Linked DNA regions of Homo sapiens: region 2 is linked to region 1. Evidence: chromatin loops called from intact Hi-C (ENCODE). Cell type or tissue: breast epithelium. All regions are shown on one strand. Links, peaks and the distances in the headings refer to the core of each region. The heading gives the core; the rest is flanking DNA. Region 1 overlaps LINC00928 (long intergenic non-protein coding RNA 928). Region 2 holds the start of MIR9-3 (microRNA 9-3).

What was found. A loop is a pair of places that touch in the nucleus more often than their neighbours do. Peaks named below come from ENCODE experiments on the same cell type or tissue, not always from the same donor. Only the 100,000 strongest peaks of a DNase experiment are listed, where the experiment ranks them.
Region 2: a loop joins it to region 1, with 10 times the contacts of the local background. A loop is called at or near these places in 1 of 110 quality-filtered maps.

What each region holds. Positions count from the first base shown.
Region 1 is chr15:89,511,562-89,518,631 of GRCh38, forward strand. The region is part of intron 1 of LINC00928 (long intergenic non-protein coding RNA 928); the gene reads right to left. Among named protein-coding and RNA genes, the nearest start is that of LINC00928, 8.9 kb to the right of the region's middle. In breast epithelium, for the core only: no CTCF peak of the experiment used is centred there; a DNase peak (open chromatin) is centred at 3,450; H3K27me3 peaks cover 417 bases.
Region 2 is chr15:89,364,035-89,371,104 of GRCh38, forward strand. The region is part of intron 1 of MIR9-3HG (MIR9-3 host gene); the gene reads left to right. MIR9-3 (microRNA 9-3) reads left to right here and starts at 3,983; the gene lies at 3,983-4,072. RefSeq lists enhancers at 3,590-4,203, 6,013-6,895, 6,896-7,070. In breast epithelium, for the core only: no CTCF peak of the experiment used is centred there; no DNase peak of the experiment used is centred there; H3K4me3 peaks cover 1,209 bases; H3K27me3 peaks cover 5,000 bases.

The DNA of each region.
Region 1 (7,070 bases), core at 917-5,916:
CTGGCTTGAGGTTTGACTGCAGAGGCAAATAGATCCACATCAGAAAAGAAGACATAGAGAAGTTGAGGATCTGGAAATCTATACCTTTTAAAACTGTCTGTGATGGATCCACGCATATATGGTCACTTGACTTACAACAAAGGAGCTGATGCAATTCTATAGAGAGAAGGATGTTCTTTTCTATGCATATTCATAGGGGAAAAAAGGAACTCTGACCCCTTCTTCACACCATACACATTAATTCAAGATAAATCATAGACTTCAATGTGAAAAGTAAACCAATAAAGCTCCTAGAAGCAAACAGAGTAGGGTGGGGGGCGGTCTCCATGACCAAGCAAAGATCTTTTAAGCTGGACATAAAAGGCACTTACTATAAATTTTTAAAAATTTTAAGTTAGACTTCATTAAAACAAAACGCTCTTTTAATCAAAAGATTAAGAAGAGGACAAGAGATTTTCCCAATGCATATATCTGACAAAGGACTCATATCCTGAATATATAAAGGTTTCCTACAAATCAATAAGAAAAAGGCAACCAAACCAACAAACATTGGGGGCAAAAGACTTGAATAAGCATTTTACAAAAGAGGGTGCCTAAAGGGCCAGTAAGCACCTGAAAAGGCACTCAACACCATTAGTTGTCAGGGAAATGCAAAATAAAATCTCAATGAGATTCTATGATACTCTCATCAGAATGGCTTAAAATGGTAAAGACGGACAATGCCAAGAGTTGTTGAGGAGGTGGAGGAGATAAAGCTCTCATACATTACTGGTGGGAAAATAAACTGGTAAAAGCCAACATACCCCTATCCTAATTCCCAGCAATTCCACTCCCATACATCTATCCAGGACATGGCAGGTGCTGTAGTTTACCCAGTGTGCAGGACATAAGGAGGGATGTTGTTGCAGAGAATTTAGGACAGTAATAAAAATGGCTAAGTCAGTTTGCTTTTTATTATCTATTAATGCATAACAAATCACTTCAAAATGCAGTGGCTTTAAACAGCAATAATCTTTTTTAAAAAAAACGGTCATAATTTTTGTGGATTTGGAAGTGTCAGGGCTGGGCAGCTCTTGTTTGAGATCTCTCATGTAGTTGCAGTCATGTGTCATCTAAGGGCTTGATTGGGGCTGGGGGTCTACTTCTAGGGTAGGTCACTCACATGGCTGGAAAATGAATGCTAGCTATTGTCCAGGGGCTCAGTATCTTTCCCTGGGGTCCTGTTTATGGAGCTGCTCGAGTGTCCTCATGGTCTGGTGGCTGGCTTACCCTGGAACGAGCCATTCAGGAGAGCAAGGTGGAAACTACAAGCCTTCACCTTGGAAATCATCTGCTGAGACTTCTACTGTAATCCAGTGATCAAGGCCAGCCCTGATTCAACGTGAGAGGGGGCCGAGAAGTGTGTGAATGCCAGAAGCAAGGATCCCAAGGATACATCTTGGAGGCTGGCTACAAAAGATGGTGTCTTATTAAGCCCTGTATCCTTAGCCACTTGCAGAGCCACCATGGGGTGGCTCTGCAGCAATTGCTGGATGAGTACAGAGTAGAATAGAAGGATGGGGCTTGTCCACATGGCTCTCTCCTGTGAAGCAGTGCTGTGGCAGGATGTGCTCACAAGGAAGAGACGACCCACAGACTACTGCTGGCCACCCTTGCCTGGAGTGTGGTTTGTAGGGGGTGAGGGAGTTGGGGCACAGGCTGCCTTCTACCTCTAAGGACAGAGCAAAGGCCCTGAGAGGGGTCTCTGATTGTCCTGCCTCTGGACCCAACAGCCAGTTAAAGACCAGTGATATGCCCCATGGTGGCTCCCAGTCACCTCCTCTCTGGACTGAATTGATTTCGGCATGAGGGAAGACACCAGAACACGCCCTGGGCATGTGCAGGTGAAGCTGCATGCATGGGATGAATCAGAAGTTAAAGGTGCAGGGAGAGGGCAAGAGTCACATGGGTGTGCATGTCACAACTTATTTCTCCAACTCCCTACAGGAACTTAAAGTGGGTAGAGCATTGGACCTACAGAGCACTGAGGATGCACTCAAAGGGCTTTGACAGATGAACATAGAGTGGAGTAGGAGGATAGGGCTTGCCCATGTGGCCTCTCCATTGAAGGCTACCATCCACGATGACAGAATACAGGAAGGAGATAAAGGCCTGCGTAGACACGCTGACCCCAAAGTCCTTCGTGTCCCCCAACCTCAGGGTCCCTCTGTCCCTACTGGCTCTGGTGGGAGCTGCCCAGGCAGCAGTTCTGGATTCTGTTCCATCCTGGCAAGACTCCCGCCTCCGACCTTATTCCAACTCTTCCAAACCAACTTCCCCAATGGATGCTTCCTTCTGACTGTATCCAGCACTTCCCTCCAAACCATCTTTCCCTCTCCTTTGTTGAATAGAATGTATGTTTTCTTGTTTTGTTTTTGTTTCTGTTTTTTTGAGACGGAGTCTCACTCTATCGCCCAGGCTGGAGTGCAGTGGTACAATCTCGGCTCACTCCAACCTCTGCCTCCCGGGTTCAAGAGATTCTCCTGCCTCAGCCTCATGAGTGGATGAGTGGCTGGGATTACAGGCATGCGCCACCACACCCGGCTAATTTTTGTATTTTTAGTAGAGATGGGGTTTTGCCATGTTGGCCAGGCTGGTCTCGAACTCCTGGCCTCAAGTAATCTGCCCACCTCGGCCTCCCAAAGCGCTGGGATTACAGGCGTGAGCCACCACACCCCGTGAGTAGAATGTATTAAAACATTTTAAAATTACACAACAATGGATGTTTATTTGTTCTCCTTTGAATGATCTTAGTGAGCCTCCTCACCCTTGCTGCAATACTCCTATCCTGGACTCCAGCTCCCATGTCTAACTTCAAGGTTGACTCATCCCGAAACTGACCTCTCCAACGTCTATCTTCATAAGGGATACTTTTTAAAACTGTTACTAGTTATGGGATACTTTTTAAAACTGTTACTAGTTACTAGGAGAAAATTGGAGAGGGTAGTGGATTTATTCACAGAGACAATCAGTGTTCCATATGAGCTAATAATCTCTGAATTGGTCTTTAATTCAATTATAGCCCCCAAATGGCAAATGGATCTGAGTGCCCAGGGTGGTCCATGGTCGAAGCGAGAGTAATGAGAAAGATCCCAAATACTTTCTTGCTTAAAGCACACCTCACATCTTTGCTTAAAGCCCAAGGGCTTAACAATGAAGGAGGGACGGCTTTCTAGATGAACAGCTGTTCTCCTACAGAACAAGGAGACCAGTTTTTCTTCATTTTTTAAAACCTTGGGGATAAAGCAAAAGACACTGGATTGAATGCAGCAGGAAGGATCTGGATTCAAAATAAGGAAGAATTGCCAAGCTGATGGTGAGAACTAGAAAACCTGGGCATGACCTGGCAGGAGCAGTTGTGCAAGTCCCTCCAGGAAGTCCTGAGTGTGGAAACATACCCTGACTCAGCTGCATTTATGGGGTGAGCATCAGCCAGGCCCTGCTGCCATCATAGGGCCAGGTGGGCTGGGCTGCCAGGGAGGCAGTAGTGTGAGATGGCCAGGGAGCTCACCCCAGCCAACGAATGGCTTCAAGCCATTTCCTGGGCAGGACTGGTCCTGTGGAACAGGAGGGCCAGTCAGGAACCTGAAGCAGCAACCAACTTGCCCATGAGGATTGGGCTCTTATCCACTGTCTTTCCTGACCAACTCATTCTCATCCTTCAGGATTTAAGGCAGATGTCACTTCCTCCAGGAGGCCCTCCCTCAGGGCACGGAGCACACAGAGGTGGACTCTAGGACTCACCTGCTTCCCTCTCTAGTTGCAGGTCCCTTAAGGGGGACTGTGGGTGATTCGTCATTGAGTCCCTTGTGACCTCCAGGTGCTTGGGAGATGGAGAAAATGAAGGAAGGGAAGTGGAAGCAAGGGAAGGAAAGTTGAAGCAAGGAAAGAAAAGAGAAAGGGACGAGGAAGAGAGGGAAGACAGAGAAAGGAAAACTCTTGTGCCCAGAGATTGTACAGATTGTCTAAAGAGTCTCACCCCTGCTGGATGGACAGTGGCTTTATCAGCAGCAACACTATCTCAGCCTCCCGGGCAGCTAGGACTCTGGCTGCCTACACATTTTTTGCTCCATGCAGGCCCAGCTCAGGGAGAGGTACTCAGGCCCAGGCTGGTGGTGCTGAGTACCAGGACTTGGAGTTAAGGGGGCTTGCTGTGGGCACAGTTTGGCAAGTGAAGACGGACAGCTCTGGGGGCCACAAGAGAGCTGGGTAATAGAAGACTTTATGAAACCTGTATTAGATCTAGTTCTTGTTCATTTCTACTTGCTCACGTTATAATTCCAGAGCTGTGTTCTTAGAGGGAAATGTACTTTTATTGAAATGTTTTTCATAAGATGACAGTAGCCTTTCCTGATTATGAAGAAACCCTGTTGGCTGGGCATGGTGGCTCATGCATATCATCCCAGCACTTTAGGAGGCTGAGGAGGGCAGATCACCTGAGGTCAGGAGTTCAAGACCAACCTGGTCAACATGGTGAGACCTCGTCTCTACTAAATATACAAAAATTAGCTGGGCGTGGTGGCAGGCACCTGTAATCCCAGCTACTCAGGAGGCTGAGGCCGGAGAATCACTTGAACCCGGGAGGCAGAGGTTGCAGTAAGCCGAGATTGCAACACTGCACTCCAGCCTGGGTGACAGAGACAGACTCCATCTCAAAAAAAAATAAAATAAAAATAAAAAATAAAGAAAGGAACCCTGTTATAACAAATATGAAGAATACAAAAATGATTTGAAATCCTAGAGATAACCATTGTCAACATTTTGTTGTATATTGTTCTAGAATGTTTATATACTTATATTTAGGTATTCTTATATTTGCATATTAATATATTTAAATATATAAAATATTTTTTAAAAACAAAAGGTGGAATCACATTATACATAGTGTTTTATAAACTGATTTTTTCCCCACTCAGTAATGCCTTACGAACTTTTCTTACCAGTAAATAAAATTTCACATCATTATAGTGGCTGCAAATATTTTACTTAATGAAGGTAACATAATTTATTTAACCTCTTTGGCCATTTATGATTTCCCCCCAGTTTTTTACTCTTAAAAACTACTTTTGGGAAAAGTGAACCCCGGCAACATCATTAAAAACAAAAACAACTATACCACAAAAGTCAGGTGAAAAAATCAGATGTGATTTTGAACTACAGTTTTAGAAATAACTTCCTTGTAAATAATCGACTGTATTGTTAATTAAGTCAAATATTGTGGGAGAAACAGAACGGGGCATATCTGAGACTGAAATAATTGATAGTGAGGTATGGAAAAGGAAAGTTTTCATTTTGAAAGGAACACTGAGCTTTCGCTGTTTTGCAAAAATATACTTGTCTAAATATAGTTGTTTTGAACAATCTGTTGCCTGTAATCATTACCTCTACCAATCCCCTGTGGTATTGTGTCCTTTCAGGGTACGAGTGTTGGTCTGTCTATAAACACTAGAGATTTCTCCCTCTTCCAGGCATTTTGCTAGCCTCTGAGGATGGAGCAGTGAATAAAACCCACCCACACCTTATCCTCCTGGCAGTTAGCCTTAGTGGAGAGGCACAAGGGCTGCCTGTCTGGTGAATGAGATGATACTGTTAAGCACACCAGGATGCTGGAATCTCCTGCCTCTTACTGGCAGATAACCTGCCCCTCCCAGAACTTAGAGAATACTAAGTGCACAGGACATACCTGCCACCAGACCATTCAGGTACATGGTGTTTTTACTACCATTTCTGAGATCAGGCAAGTTTCAGATCTGTTTTCATGAAGCTAGAAGAGGGCTTAAAAGTCACCTTGTCCAACTGACCTGGCCTGTTGAGGCTTGAATCTTCTCTCTATAAACCTGAAAGAATTAAAAGGATCAGAATCCAGTTTAAAGTTTATTCAGGTGAAAAGGTGAAAATGATCATCCAGGAGACAAAGACTCCAGAGAAATGGGATCCGTGCTCCAAAGTTAAGAGTTAAGTTCTTGCTAATACAGGTAGAAAACAAAGAAATTTAATGGGATTACAGCATTTTCTATACAAGAGTGGTATAAGAGTTACAACAAATTAATTAGTGATAGTCTGTTTTCTTTTCTCTACAGTTTGTTTTCCTTTCTTTACAGCTGATTTTCATTTCCTCACTCAATTTAAAAGAGTATATTTAACATTCCATCTTAAGGCAATGTGATAGCCATAAAGTCTTTATGTGAGAAACGTAAGAGGGAAGTTAATCTATAATGAAGATTAACAATCAAAGGGAAGGGTCAACATAAAAAAATCAAATAAATTTCTATATATTAGTAATAAACAATTGGAATTTGAAAAAAAAATTGAAGCTTTATTTACAATAGTACCAGAAAACATGAAATACTTAGGTATAAATCTGACAAAATATGTGCAAGGTCTGTCTGCTGAAAACTATAAACTAATAAAAAAAATCAAAGAGGCCAGGTGCAGTGGCTCACACCTGTAATCCCAGCACTTTGGAAGTCCGAGGCGGGTGGATCACCTGAAGTCAGGAGTTCAAGACCAGCCTGGCCAACATGGTGAAACCCCGTCTTTACTAAAAATACAAAAAATTAGCCAGGACCGTGGTGGCTGGTACCTGTAATCCCAGCTACTTGGGAGGCTGAGGCAGGAGAATTGCTTGAACTGGGGAGGCAGAGGTTGCAGTGAACCGAGACTGCGCCACTGCACTCCAGCCTGGGCAACAGGAGCAAAACTCCATCTCAAAACAAAATAAAACAAAACAAAAACAAAACAAAACAAAACAAAAACAAAGAAAACCTTAAAAAAAAGAAGAGGCATACCATGTTCACGGATTGGAAAATTCAATATTGCTAAGATATAAATTCTTCCCACACTGATTTAGATTCAATGCAATTCTAATAAAAATTCCAGCAGAATTTTTTTTTTTTTTGTAAAAGTAGACAAGCTGCCAGGCGTGGTGGCTCACACCTGTAATCCCAGTACTTTGGGAGGTCGAGGCGGGTGGATCACAAGGTCAGGAGATCGAGACCATCCTGGCCAACATGGTGAAACCCTGTCTCTAC
Region 2 (7,070 bases), core at 680-5,679, 150 kb before region 1:
GAGCTGGCCCAATGCTGGGTCTCTCAGCTAGCAGTCCTGCCGGCCTCCAGACAATAGGGAGATCAGCTTAATCAAAGCTTGGGCCTGAGGAAGGAACAAGGGAGGGAGGGGGCAGTGGGGTGAGGGCACCCTGGACTTAGCCTAGATTGTGGCTGGAGACACTGTCTCCTAATTAAGAACCCGTGGGACTCAGGAAAGGAGCACTAGCTCCAGGCTGAATTGCAGGCTGGGTGGCTGCATCTGCCTGGAGTAGCGCCTGGGGAGTTCCATTGGCCTCTGGCTCCCAGCCTCTAGATCAGGGCAAGTCTGGTCTCAGTAGAAGGGTGCCTGCGCAGGGCTGTTGGCTAGGGTCAGAACTGTCCCCCTCTCCTGCCACTTAACCACTTAATTTGCTATGTCCTGAAATAGAAGGCACACTCCTGTGGGTTGTTAGGTCCCCCGCGCTGAGTTGTGTAACTACCAATAGGAAACAGGAACTTGGGCCAAAGCCAGCTTGGAGTCCAAGCAGCTGCCACTGCCAATGGGTACAAGAGTGTACACGTGTACATGCATGGGCAAGGTACCAGCCACCTGTCTTAGGCTGGCTGCTAGACGGAGGGCCAAGTGTGTGAGGGGGTATTGTGCAGATTTGGTGAGTTGAGGGAGTGCAGGATATGCATGTGGTTGCAGCAGGAATGGGCATCTCCGTTGATCTGGATATGGGAGTTTCATGGCCCAGGGGCTCTCTTTCCTCAGTGGAGGTTTGAATACGAAAAATTGAGTCCCAGGCCCTCCGTGGAGGCACCTAGTCGCTGAGGCTTTCTTTTTCTCTGGCTGTTAGCTTCTCCTGGTAGCTGCAGGTGCCCCTGGAGCCTGGGTTTAGGACTGAGGGGGCGAGGTGGAAGAAGTTCAGGGCAAGCGGGGAGGTGGAGAGACAGGCCTGGCAGGCAGCTCTCAGCACCATGGCCAGGGCCCAACAACTGCCACCGGTGCTTTGGCCTGGGTGCCCAGTGGCCAGCCAGACCCAGTACCTGATCTTCTGAAACTTTAGGGACTGTGCTGGGGCTGAAGGCCAAGGCTAGGGGCTTGGTGTGGGGAAAGCTCATGGAACCCAGACACAGCCTGAATTGCAGGCAAAGGGGCAATCTGGGTCAATGCTGGTGGCTGGTCAGGTTCTCCCCACTTGGTCTCTGAATTGGCCTGCCCAGCAGTCTGCCAGCCTCAGCTGGCAGTGCCCAGCCCACACAATGCGCTTCTGCCTGGTGTCGACCTGGATGGCTTCCCGGGCTCCTGTTAAGCTGTGTGTGGAAGCCGGCTGCCAACCCACGGAGACTGCAGCTGCCTTGACCCACCGGAACAGCCTCCTCTCAGCAGCCTATGGCCTTGAGGCTCGGTCTTTCTGTGGCCTTCTTCCTGGGAGTGGGGCTACAGTGAGATGGAGGAGGCACTGATTCTGGGGCCGGTCTCACTCAAGCAGGGTGTGGGAGCCTCCCCCTGGTCAGCCTCACCTGCTCCCAAGAAGGGACTCGATTTCCCAAAAAGACAGTAGAGATGTGGCTCTGATGACAGTGGCCTCCTGCATCTGAACTGAATCGAAATCAGGCTTTTAATTCTTTCTCCCAAAGCCCCAACCCGCCCTAGGCTTGCAGGCCGGCCTCCGCGCGCGGTTACCGCGAGTCTCGCTGAGGAGCCATTTTGTGCAGCATCCTGCTTAAATCACACTCCGAGGGGCTCGTTCCTCGCTCCCTCTTCCCCCTCGCTTCCTCTCTTTCTTCCCTCTCTCTCAGGTGAAACATGCTTCTGGGCCCCTCCCTGCCTCCGCAGCCCCACCCTTCCCACCCCTGGGTGGCCCGGAAAGGACTAGGGCTCAGAAGGCCGCCCACACACACATCAAGAAGGGAAGAGGGTGCAGGTTCCTGGAGCTGCAGGAGGAGGGGAAGCAAGGGGCGCCTCCCAATTATGGAAATTCATGGAATTAACTGTCTCGGGCCCAAATTCAGAGCTTCCTTCCTGAACCGTGGCTGGCCTCTCTGTTCCTCTGCTGGTTCAGCTGTCCAGCCCTTGTTCACCTTCTGGAAAAAGGAATGTGTCTGCGAAGTGGGATTTCGAGGGAAACATGTACATAGCAGATTTGGTTGGTCACAAGCTGGCTGGGATGAGAGCAGGATGTCACCTGCTTCGGATTTAGAGATGGGATGAAATTAGAACAAACCACAGACAAGCAATGGGGAAAGAGGCATTTGACAAAATCCAGAACTTGACAAAATCCACATGTGTCATTTTTAGGGGAGTGTATGGAAGGAAGAGATTTTTAGTAAAATCATGAAATCTTTTCCAAACCATCCACTTTTGGCCCCTTCTTTCCAACCCATCCTGCAAGGGTTTTACCTGGCTCAGAGTGGCCCAGTGCCCCAGACCCCACTAAAATGAATCTGCACGGGTACCTCCACCTAACCCCACAGTGCTCACTGTAGACAGCAGCAGTGAGAGTCTCTGTGACTCCCGTGTATTGACTGCTGGAATCTGGGAATCCACTTGCCCAGTCCCACATAAAATCTCTCCCTAGCTGTTGAGCTTAAGATTTTTCTGGGGGTATCTAGGAGCAAAGATATTGCATTTTTCATACTGAATCCTTTGCATCTTGGGGATGGCTGACAGGCGGAGGTGAATCATAGGGCTCAAGGCTGGAGGGTAGCCACAGCAGCAAGGAAGAAGGGGGTGATGGCTGGCATGAGCACGAAGTGGTACCCATAGGCCACTCACATCTGGAAGGCTGCAATGGTACCACCAATTCAGCTGCCAGCTCAGTTTAGGGGTGATTCCGGGAGACCCAAGGTGGCAGTCCCTTTCCACTGTTGCGGCTACTTGGAGTGAGTAGCCAGGTGTGTGCTGAGAGCTGAAGAAGGAGAGTGGAGGCATGGCTTTGTGCTTTAATTTTTGGTGAAATATGAATTTAACCAGGAGCCAAGAGAGAGCCTAGGACTTCTCCAAGGTGCTTGGCACAATCGGTTTTACACTCCTAGTGTGTCTAGGAACCGAGAGAGAGAAGGGACCTAGCAGCTTGGTACTCAGGGCCCAGGCCAGGGCCTCGCCCAAGTGGAGCATAGCTGAGGAACCTCTGAGTGCCAGGTGTTATGGGTGGGACACCGACCTGCGCTCACCGGGACACTTAATTCTTCCTCCAATCCCTGGTCTCTGCCGCGTGGGCTAGATCTACTGCAAGTGCTGGGCATGGGGAAAGGAAGAGAGAAGTTAAAGGTGAAATGGCTTCTGCTCTCGGCCTCTCCGTGAGCGCTCTCGGCCCTCCTGTGGAGATCGCCACGTCCTATCACACGCGTCCCTAAACCTTGTCACTCGAGCATTCTTGTCTCCCAAACTCTGATGGTCCGCAGTGGGTACTGGGCTCCCTGGGCCCTGGGAGGAAGACGGAGGAGTTTGGGTGAAAGATCAGACGGTGCGCAGCCCTGAGGCTTCTGAGGGCAGAGGGTGCGCTTCCTTGCCCTCGGGGCGGGGAAGCCGTGAACGCCGAGGCCATTGTAAGGCTGGGTGGTGCGGAGCGCGGGAAGGGGGCTGGGATTTGAATGGGAGCCTGTGATTGGCCGATCCCTGGACTGACGTCACTTCCCCGCGGGGCGATTAGCCTGCGAGAGGAGGGCCGGCGGTCCAGTGCGCTGGGGGCGGCCGGGGCGCTCGAGGCTCTCTAAGCGCTCCGCGCGGGTGCCCTACGTGAGCCCCGGGACGCCGTCGAGGCAGGCCGGCAGCGCCGGTGCCAGGACGCACGGAACGGGGAGCAGGGGAGAAATGCGCCGGGAGGGCGAGGGAGGAAGGGAACTGGGCGGGGGCTGCGGGCCTAGGTGGCGGGAGTCAGCGTGTGCGTGTGTCTGTCCATCCCCTCTGGCTCTCCGCGTGCGCCCCAGGATCCGGGCACGGCGTCCGCTCAGGCTCCCGCGCTCGGCAGGCAGCAGCACGTGGAGCCCACGGCGCGGCAGCGGCACTGGCTAAGGGAGGCCCGTTTCTCTCTTTGGTTATCTAGCTGTATGAGTGCCACAGAGCCGTCATAAAGCTAGATAACCGAAAGTAGAAATGATTCTCACAACTTCTGCGTGCGAGCGCCCGCCCCACCGACCGCCCCGGCCCGGCCCGCAAGAGCCAGAGGAGCCGAGAGGAGCCCAGCGCCGGCCCAGCGGACTCCAGCTCGACGGAGCGGCCGCGCCCCGACCAGGTACCTGACCTCGGCTCTCTCTCTGGGGACACTTGCAGTGCCAGCTTTCCCCCAGTCCTCCTCTTTCCTGGTCCCCCACCCCTATCCCCCAGCGCCGGAGCAGGAACCCCAAAGTGGAGCGGGCCGGGGAGAGGGAGGGGGTTGGGGTTGCAGAGGGGTCGCTGGAAGGGGAAGGCGCCAGCCTTCGCCTTCACCCCATAAATCAGGCTGGAACAATCCGCTCCCGGAGCCGTGGACGGGGATTTTGGGATGCAAATGCGATGGGAGAGAGACAGCGGTCGGTAGGGGGTGGGTGGAGGGAGTGAATGGGGTGGGCTGGGGGCTGCCCTGCCGCTAACAATGCGGCCTTTATCGAATTATTCGACGAGTCAGCCCCTGAGCGCCATTAGCATACGGCTGGGGGGTTGCCGGAGCTTCGCCCCTCGGTGAGGTCAAGTTCTTGATAATTTGATCACTTTTCACGGGCTCTGGCAGCTGCCTTTGTGTGCAGTTGGGGGGTCTGTGTGCAGCGTGAAGCGGAGCAGAACTGGCGGGGAGTGCGCTCAATGGCAAGGGGCCAGGGCAGGGGCCTCCCTCCCCGACGGGTCGGCCCTGCCCTGCATACAAACCAAGAGCCGGCGGGTGGGCGGGAGGAACCGAGCTCAGTCTCCCGCTACCTCTACGCCAGCCCCGACCGGGCTGCTCCTGCCCAAGCCTCCCCAACTTCCCGCGAGGTTAAGGTGCAGGCAAGCTCCCAGAGCTCCCCCTCCTCCCTGCCCCAAGAAGTCACGACATAAGATGTATTACAATGTCTAGCAAATAAAAAAGCAATTGGGGGAAATCTGAATTCGTTCCCATGGCAACCCAATGCAGCACACCCGGCCACTCAGGCTCCCAGCCCCTCTTAACTGGGCTCAGGGAGTGGGGCTTGCCCCTGCTCAGTGCGTGGGGGTCCCGGCCCCACACAGTGCTAGGGTCCCTCTCGAGTTTCTCATCTGCCTTCAGGTCACTTTCCACCCTGATGCCTTGGCTTGTCCTGAAGCTCAGGGCCCCTGTAGCTTGGGAAACCTCCCAAGCTCCCCAGCGAGTGGCTGTAGACCAAGGAAGGGACCCTGCCCGGCTTCAGGGAAGAAAGGAAGAAAGGTAGGCTCAGACTCCCCGATTGGTAGGGGGGCTTTCTAAGTATATGGGTATGTGAGTGCTATGATAGACAGGCTGAAAGGAACTGGCACCACCACCCAGCCCTGACCCCCATCCCCTCACCCTTTTACATGAGAGGAAACAGATCTGGGGATCTGAAGTGACTCCCTAAGGGTCACACAGCTCAGAAGGCAGAGCTGGACCCCAGGCCACCTTACGTACATCTTGGCTCACTTCACTCCCTGGAGCCTCTCCCTTAGTGATTTTCACGGCCCCTCTTCTCCCAGCCTTTGCCCAGCCCTCTTGTAAAAATAGAAATATTTTTTCCATCTTCACTCCTGCAAACCTTTTTTGTTCTTTGCCTAACAAAATTATTTTGAATATAGGGTATATATGTAAATGGTGAAAATTCAAACAGTACAAAAGGAAAACCCCTTGGCTCTGGGGAGGAGAACTGTGTGGCTGAGGTGGATGGTAGAGGGAGACTTTTCACTGTATACCTTTGGAATTGTGAACCCTGTGAGTGTGTTAGCATTCACAGTAAAATTAAATAAAAAATACACACAAAAGACCAGGCAGGGAAAGTCAGCTGCCCTCCTACTTTGGTCCCCGGTTCTCCTCAGAGATAATCATGGGCAGAAGGTTTTCTGAATCCCTTTGTACCCCACCTCCATTTTGAAAGGCCAGTTTCCCTTTTTTTCTGACAGGAGGCTGGTGAAGGGTGACTAGAGTGTTTCGGGATTCACGAGGCTATGGGCTGCATCCCTTGGGCCGTCCCTCCCTTCCCAATGCACCTGGGAGCCTGTGTGCTGATGGTGACCTCATTTCGGAGGAAACCGGAGCAGCACTTCCTGCCCCCTTGCCCTGCACTCCCTGCCTTCCTCCCTCACCGGCCAACGGGTGTGGGCAAACCCTGGGCCCCGGGCTTCGATCTTCCCCTCCCACCACCCCTACCCGTTTGCTGTGTTGCAAGAACTAGTCCTTCACTTGCCAGGGTGGCTTTGCAGCTTCCCAGCAGTGTCTACACAGTTCAGATGAGTGTTGTTGTTAAACACCACTGTCCCATACCATCTGGGCAGGTCTGAAACCCGAGTTGAGGGTCTGATGAAGGAGGAGTCTGTGCGGGAGGGCAACGCGGCATTTTCCCGCTTTCTACGAAAATCTGTTGATGCAAACCTCCCGCTTCAGAGAAAGATCGCGGCAGCAGGGCTGCGGAGGGCGATGAGCATGCCAGTTCTAATCTCCAGGAGCCCATCCCACACCTTCCTTAAACGGCCCTCGGAGAGAGGCCAGAGGCCAGAGGCCAACCCATCCGATTTCGGCCTCCTGGTACGAATGCCTGCCCCTACTAGAGCAATGTTCGAATCCCCTTTGGACACTTAAAGCCCAAGGCACAGACTCAAAATTGGTGCCTGGGCCCATCAACGTCTTCTGGCCTGCCTGGACCTGGAGTAGCCGGACGGGTCTGGGGCCTTCTCAGTCCCTCGTCTCCTCCATTCCTGTGCCCCAGGAAGGCCTTCCCCAAGCCTCCTCTGGCCACTGGCTCCCCACGTTTGGGCTTCATTTTTGTCTCCGGTTTGTGCTACTCTTTCTTCATCCAAAAAGGCGTTGGAGATCCCGAGAATCTGCTGCAGCTTGGAAGCCAGAATCTTAGAGAATCTCGGATACTTCTCACCCCATTCCTTTCATTTTACACCTAGAAATGGTGTAAAAAGGCCCAGTGGCTCACGGAAGGTCGCACAGAAGGCCA